Regions from separate parts of the Mus musculus genome. Here region 1 is linked to region 2. Evidence: chromatin loops called from intact Hi-C (ENCODE). Cell type or tissue: heart. All regions are shown on one strand.

Region 1 (4,000 bases), 130 kb after region 2:
GTATCTTGGCAGCGTTTGTGTGCTTTCTTGATGATTCGTTTTGAAGCCTTTCAGAAACGCAAAGATAAATGCTGTTGTTTTTCTCCTGTCTGGATGAGGTTGGTTTCCGACTCGGAAATGAGGGCTGAATTCAAAAAACAAAGACAGCCAGGTATACTCAGATCTTCTGTTAGCTGCTAAAGCAGCACCTAACACAAGACCCATGAGCACCAGGGGCTCCTCTTGAGAACGGTTAATCTGTCTGACAATGGAACAGCTCAAGGTTGAGAAAGCAGAGTGCCCAACTGGTACTGGAGACCTGATAATTCCACATGCTCACCTGAACTCTTCTGCAACATTTCTAGAGCACCGGAGTGCCAAGGCCAAGTTCCATAGAACACTCTCATCTAGGCCTGATGCTTCTGTCAGGTGACCCTAGGGAAACTTACTTCCCCCCTGCCACCCCCACTCCTCTGCAAAATACAGGAATGGCAACTGCTTCATGGACTGGCAAACCATGGCAGGGAACCAGGGCTGAGGTTAACAGTTCATACCTGCAGCTTCTAACTCTCCTTGGGCCTCCAGGACACCTTCTGAGACTGGCATGTTTTATGATTCACTTGATGTGACCAAACTGGGCTCCAAAGTGAAGACTGTGCCACAAAAACACTGGTCCTGAAATGCTGACCTGTAGGGACAGCTGATGTACAGGTTTGTGTATAGTGTGCCGTGCTGATATCTTTAGAGTCCACACTGAAGAGCACTACCTGAGAAGAGGGTTATTCAGCTGCATAGACTTTCAACCGTTGGTCTCCGAAGGATCAGATCTGGAGTAGCCATCTCTCAGTGTCTGGAGGGGGAGGGCTTTAGGACCCCCCCCCCCAGACACCAAACCCTGTGGATACTCACATCCTTTCTAAAATGGCACAGTATTTACATCTGCCTGATCATAATCTCCTATATACTTTAAATTATCTCTAGCTGATTTGCATTTCATTAGATATGCAAATATTTACCATAAGATTCTGTGTAGAAAATCTGCGTACTGTGTAGATTCTTAATGAACATCTTTGACTCTTGGTTGGCCAGCTCCTTGGATCTATGCATACAGAGAGTCTCGCTACAGTGGGATCTTGATGGTACCATATCCTATTCTGAGGAGTCAGGACCCTCAGAGTTGTCCTACCAATGGGAGGATGCAGCCACTAAGCAGTAATAAACAGCTGAGCCAGGTGATATCAGGAAAGTCTACCAAGAAAGTAGAACTGGGCATGGCGCAGAGATGAATTGAGGTGAGAGTGATATATGGTGTTCATAAGGGGCCTGGAGAGCCTCAGGACGGTCCCGTTTTAAAGAGATAGCACTCAGGGTAGGCTCATGATGAGAGCTGTAGTGGCATGGAACTAGAACTGTATTCCCACAGACAAGCTCCCTCACTCCTGCCCTTATAGATCCCTGAATCCCAGCCTTGGACCTCCCACTTTCTTCTTAGGTCGTCAACAGAGCCTGTGCACCTGGGCCTTGGCTCTCGGTGGCCTGGAACACTCCCCACACAGACAGCACACTCTCTCCCCTTGAGTGCCCTTGTCCGTCCCTGCCTGGAGAAAGCTTCTCACCTCCCTGCAGATTCATGGCCAGGAGCCATGGCTATGCAGCACTGGCAGGCTAAGTCCCTTCTTCACCTCCAGGAGAAGACATCAGATTTCACACCGGTGACCATAGTGACCCAGTTGGAGCCACTGCCTCCCACGTGCTGATGCCAACGCTTTCGCGCCTCTGGGAACACAAAATGCTGCCCTCTTTCTGGTCCTAAGGGAATGCCTTTGGGCCTCAACCGTCCTCCCTTACCACAGTCAGGGGCAGACCATAGAGGCTGTTCCAGATGCCAAACTAGCTACACAGCCTGGCACTCAGCAAACAACTACAGAGCATCTACTCTGTGACTGCCCTACTATGTTCTCAGCTGGTCAAGAGATAGTTAGAAACATCCAGAAATAATTAGCACAAAGCAGGGCCAGCCGTGCAGTAGGGATCCAGGCCAGGGAGCTGCTGTGACCTTCCAGCAGGAACCTTTTGATCTGTATCCTGAAGAATAAATAGGAGCACGGGACACATGGAAAGGAATAAGAGGAAGGGAAAGGTTTAGAGACTTCTGCCTGGAAGGGACTTTTCTTGTCCTGCCAAAGAACATGAACTTACCCTGTAGGTGGTGGGAGCTGTCACCAATGGCAAGGCAGGGAAACATCTGATTTATAATTTAGACCGCAAGGAGGGTGAGCAGAGGCAGACAGGGGTAATTGACCCTGAAGTCAAGTGCTGCAGGTGAGAAGCTAACAACCGGAACTCAGACAGGAGCAGAGAGTGATGGGGGCGATGGGATGGAACAGGGGAAACAGGCAACAAGGAAATTGGAAAGGACGGGACTTGTTAAATGTGGGGGGCGAGGGAGTGAGAAGTTTGCAGGATGGCCCTGGGGAGCTACATAAGGGTAGGAGAGTCTTCATGTGATGGGGACAGTTTCAGATGGAGGTGGATGGGATCTGTGATAATTTGAATAGGTTTGGATACCATAGATTCATGTGTTTGAATGCTTGGCCCATGAGGAGTGGCACTATTAGGAGGTGTGGCCTTGTTGGAGGAAGTGTATCACTGTGGAGGCAGGCTTTGAGGTCACACATATATACTTAAGCTCACCCAGTGTGGTGGTACACTCTCCTCCTGGCTGCCCACAGATCAAGATGCCAAACTCTTGGGTCCACCTGCATCATGTCTTCCTGGAAGCTGCCTTGTTTCCCTACCATGATGATAATGGACTGAACCTCTGAACCTGTAAGCCAGCTCCAATTAACTGTTGCCCTGGTCACCGTGTCTCTTCGAAGTGACGGAAATGCCAACTCAGCAGTGACAGCTGCACAACAGTGTGAATACAGCAAGAGCCTCAGAACAGCATCTCAAAACGACTCAAGGCTACATAAATAAAAATAATGGTCCTAGGCCGGTGAGATGACTCAGTGGTTAAGAGCACTGACTGTGCTTCTAGAGATCCTGAGTTCAATGGCCAGCAACCACATGGTGGCTCACAACCACCTGTAATGGGATTGATGCCCTCTTCTGGTGTGTATGAAGACAGCAACCATGCACTCACATACAATAAATAAATAAATAAATATTATAATAATAATAATAATAATAATAGTAATGGCACTGGGCCTAGACTGATAAGTCAGCAGTTAAGAGCACTGATTGCTCTTACAGAGGACCAGTGTCTTGCTCCCAGCAGTTAATGACTCACAACCATCTGTAACTCCAGTTCCAGGGGATCTGACACCCAATTCTCACCTCCAAGGGTACTTTGTGTACATGGTGCATGTACACACGGCAGGCCAACAGTTGTACATATGAAATAAAAATAAATATTAAAAAAAATAGTAATGAGCCCTGAGGTAGTTTCAAGCTAGACAAGCCTTGCAGAGCGGAGCGGTATGGGAGATGTCACCCTTGTATGAAATATGCATACACGTCTTTGCTACACTTGCCCAAACTTTCTCTGAATGGAGCGAAAGAAACAGCTAAAGGTGTCTTCCAGGAAGGGAATTTGCAGCAGCTGTGTCTGTCTGTTTGCTGGGGCTAAGGTGACAGCCTATCTCTGTCTGAGCTACTGGAACGGACGTTTTTCACCTCACAGCAATGAAGACCTCACGTCCAAGACCAAGGTGTCAGAGTACATATGCTGACAAAGTCTCCAAGAGTGGACCCTCCCCATGCCCCAGCCTCTGCTGACTCCAGGCACGTGGTTTAGGACAATGTTGCTCCAGTCTGGACTTCTGTTTTCACCAGGCCACCGTCTTGCATCTCTGTCCCCATTTCCATCACAGCCTTGTTGGATTAGGCTCCACCCCAGTGAGCGCAGCTCTTCCTGGTGATGCAAGTCTACACAACAGGGAGCAGACTTGGCTGTTGGATTTCATAGTAAACGGAGTGTTATTTATTCTCCTCACCACATTTTTGTGTTAAAACTGAC
Region 2 (4,000 bases):
GCTGGGGGCCTTAAAGAGATGTATAGATTACACCAAGGAGATAACCCACCCCTATATTTTTCCTGAGCTTGGAAAAATTAAATATCCAAGTCCATGAGATGGATTTTAACCTTGCTGTTTAGTGGATGGTGTTATTTATGATTTGTAGTGAGATTTCTGGAATTCTATTTTTAAAAAAACACAGAAATACTGTTACAATATGTTTTCATTTTAATTCCAGGTGTAGAGATATGGGACTAATTTGGACCGTCCAAAGCAGCTGACTATGATTTGCCTCATGCTCTAGCAGAAGTGTGGTTTTGCCAGCTGCAGATAGTTTCTGCAACTGGGTAATATTTGGAATTCTGGGAAATTTTCAGAAGTTATATAAATGCTAGGGCCTCGAGAGGCAGGGTTGGTGGTTAGTGGTCATTGTGGAGGCCTTGGTGGGGTTGTTTGAAATTTGTTAGTAATTGTGCTCCAAGAAGAAACAAAAGGAAAGAAACTAGGTGGAGGGAATCCCTATCATTTTTTCTCTCCTACTTAGTGATAGCAGGTGAAACCGGGGGTATGAAGGATGGGGAAAAGAACCCACAAAGTATCTAAGAATGGCTACATGATGTCTCTTTAGTCTTGTTCATCCTGGTTGTTCTAAGGACTAGGAGCACATTCTCTGATGGCCTGGGGCCCTATGGTGCACTCTAAGCAGACAGTACTTGCTCCTACTTCAAAGATACTCAGCCCCAGAACCAGCTGACTCATCCTGAGAGAGGAGTGATCATATGAGCCTTGGAGGTTTTGTGCAAGTGACAATGCTTCTGGAGTGCCTTCTACTATGCACTACTATCATCAGACATGTACCAGACTCTTTGGGGTACCCAGGTATTGAACCAAAGCCTCGTAAATAGTCCCTCTCTTTGTTCTTACAGTGGTGGAAAAGCTGAGATTAGGAACTCGAGCAACTTTGCCAAGGCCTTTATCATCCCTGTTGGATGTTTTCCATCCAAGAAGGACACGTCAGTCTGCAAGGCTGAAGGGGACAGTGACGGGAATTATACGTGTCTACTGTCACAAACTCACACTGACAAGAGACCACAGAGATGTGGGAGATTTGCGTAGGATCCTCACAGCTCATTCCTGGAGCACCTGGTCAGACCAAATGCTTAGTGCTTACCTAGTGTTCCCCTCTCTCATTGTGGCCTTCTTGACTAGGGGCAACAGTATGGGGTGAAGCAATAAGATGGTCAGAAACCTGCAGCTAAGAAAGTTCTGAATTGAGGGATTTCACCTTCAGTTTAAGTGAACCCCACTTTTCACTATCCCTGTCGAATGCCCCAGTTTTGTTAATGAACGCTCCTCTCACTCAGTCCCCTGGAGGACCTGTCAAGTCTTACCACAGATTCTGGCCTTAGAGTTCAAGTCCCTGAATGATTGTAAGACATGGTGCAGTTTGTAAGCCACTGCTTTGGTCTGAGGTCCCCCAAGGTGTGTTCCATAGAACAGTAGCTTGGTGGGAGGCCGGGTAAGTGTTATATAAGACTCTCCAACACTAGTGAGCTGGAAGGAGCTGGAACTTCTTGGAGGGGCCTTCAGTGCCCAGTATACAGTATAGATCTCTAAAAGAAGGAATAAAGAGGCAGCTTTCTAAGCTTGAGCATCAGAGATCTGGGAGAGAAAAGAAGGTCTGGGAAGAGAAGAACAAACATGCAGGCTGTGGGTAGAGTTTGTCTTGGTGAGAGGAGACCAGGGTAAGCAGGGTGAAAGTTACAGATGGGGGCTGGAGAGATGGCTCAGTGGGTAAGAGCACTGACTGCTCTTCCAAAGATCCTGAGTTCAAATCCCAGCAACCACATGGTGGTTCACAACCATCTGTAATGAGATCTGACGCCCTCTTCTGGAGTGTCTAAAGATAGCTGCAGTGTACTCACATATAGTAAGTAATAAATAAATCTTGAAAGAAGGAAGAAAGAAAGAAAGAAAGGAAGGAAGGAAGGAAGGAAGGAAGAAAGAAAGAGAGAGAGAGGGAAAGAAAGAAAGAAAGAAAGAAAGAAAGAAAGAAAGAAAGAAAGAAAGAAAGAATTTAAGAAAGAAAGAAATTAAGAAAGCTACAGATGGGCAGAATTCTGGATTCAAAGGTGCATGGACTTCTTTTCTAGACCCATTTCTGAATTGGAGATAACTTTATCTTTCTGATACTTTTTAAGCTAAGTAGCCTTTTGTAGTAAAACCAATGTCACATTGTATGAGGGTCACATGAATTGAAGATGTAGCTTCCCTACTTCAGCTTAAAGCCCTCTGAGGCTCCTTACCCCATCCCCAACTCTTAGGCAAAGCCTGGTAAGAGACACCTGAACATTTATAAGTACTCCCAACCCCAGCCTTTTTGTGCCCAGTGTCATCAGATGCGAATTCATTGGGAGATTAGAGACATCCTAGTAGCAGTAGCACAGTAGATGTGCATTTAGTTTCTTTCTCGTGTTTTGAGATGCAAAAGGAGGTACTGTGCTAGACTGTGCATTAGTGTGATGGAATGCCCTCCATAAATGACCTAAGTGTGTAGGGGAGCGGGATTTTGGCCCCCAGTTGTATGGTTCAGTCTACACTACTTGTCTCTGTTGCTTCTGGGCACGTGATGAGGTGGAACATCATGGCAGCAGGAGCGTGTGGCAGAAGTTGCTCACACTGTGGCAGGCAGGAAGCAGAAAGAAAGAGAGGCCAGGGCAAGATATTGACCTGAGGGTATATCTACACCCAGTGGCCTACTTTCCTCACAGACCCTACCTCCTATTATTCAGTTTTCCTCTATAACACCACCATATTGTGAATTTGCCAAGGAATATGCTGTTTATTAGGTCACATTCCTCAGGACCCATTTGCTTTCCAAGAACCCACATGTTGGCAACCAAGCCTGTGGGGAATATGTCATATGCATAACAAATGCAGCTAACAGTTTTCCTGTAGCCCCACTTAATCTGCATATGCACCCGGTTTAAAGCCACTGTAGGATCTGGCCCCAGTCTCTCTCCATAAGGTTATCTTTCCCCATGTTATGGACACACATGACACTCCAGTCACATGGTTCCGCTCTGCCCCAGCAAGTGTGACTCAGCCCTACTGTCTTGGCTATTTCCTGAATACTCTTCCGGCTACCTTTGGGCTTGGAAGACTTCTTATCTCTCAAGTCTAACTTTCCCTGCCCCCTCCTCAGGGAGGCCTTCCGTGTCCACTTCCATTAAAGCCACGCTTGACCGCTGTCTGGGTCCTTTTGAATTCTCTGAGTAGCCCTTCCCACTGTTGGATTTTTCTTGCTTCGTTTATGGATGGCCTTCCTCCTCCAGCAGGGAGGAACCGTGTCATCTCAGCAGAAAGGCTCTGTGACTGTGTCGAATGATCGCACAGGGCAAGACTTAGCCGGAACTTGAGCTAAGAGCACTTGTCTTGGCTGAACTGTCAGTCAACGATGATTCTTAGCTTTATACCCTCCTCTTCTGTGGCCCCAGGTTGAGGTTCCTTGCATCATGCCAGGCTGTCCCTCATCCTTGAAAGGCTGGCGACAGCTCTTTGAGTCTCTGGCAGTTCAGACCTGAGGTCTGGTGTGGTGTCTGCTCACTCTGGATTGTGAAGGAGAGAAGACTGGCATTTTCTGCTCTGTTTCACAGCCAGCCAGTAATGGGAGGTTGGATAGATTCCAGACTCTAAGAGAATTCAAGCAGGCCCCGCTGAAAATTGGAAAAGCCTGTGGTCAGAAATTCACAGTAGATAGAGGCAGCCTACAGAAATACTTGCCTGGGTGGCATAATAAAACCCAGAATGTTAGGATGAGCACCAGGGGCAGCGCGCCTGACCAGGGGGATGCCCTTTCAGCTTCCTATCTATTGTTTATGGCATCAGAGTGTGATTGCAGGACCTGATTCCCAGGACTGGAGCCATCCAGCTCATAGAGAGTTTGCCAAGGAAATATGAAGTGACCCAAAAACTGGACATAGTGGTGCATAATCCTAACCATTCCAGGAGTGGTGGG

The links. Peaks named below come from ENCODE experiments on the same cell type or tissue, not always from the same donor. Only the 100,000 strongest peaks of a DNase experiment are listed, where the experiment ranks them.
Region 1: a loop joins it to region 2, with 3 times the contacts of the local background. A loop is called at or near these places in 2 of 42 quality-filtered maps.

What each region holds. Positions count from the first base shown.
Region 1 is chr10:85,603,099-85,607,098 of GRCm38, forward strand. The region is part of intron 4 of Btbd11 (BTB (POZ) domain containing 11); the gene reads left to right. Among named protein-coding and RNA genes, the nearest start is that of Gm40731, 15 kb to the left of the region's middle. In heart, a CTCF peak has its summit at 1,768; a DNase peak (open chromatin) is centred at 1,643.
Region 2 is chr10:85,470,465-85,474,464 of GRCm38, forward strand. The region is part of intron 1 of Btbd11 (BTB (POZ) domain containing 11); the gene reads left to right. Among named protein-coding and RNA genes, the nearest start is that of Btbd11, 86 kb to the left of the region's middle. In heart, no CTCF peak of the experiment used is centred here; no DNase peak of the experiment used is centred here.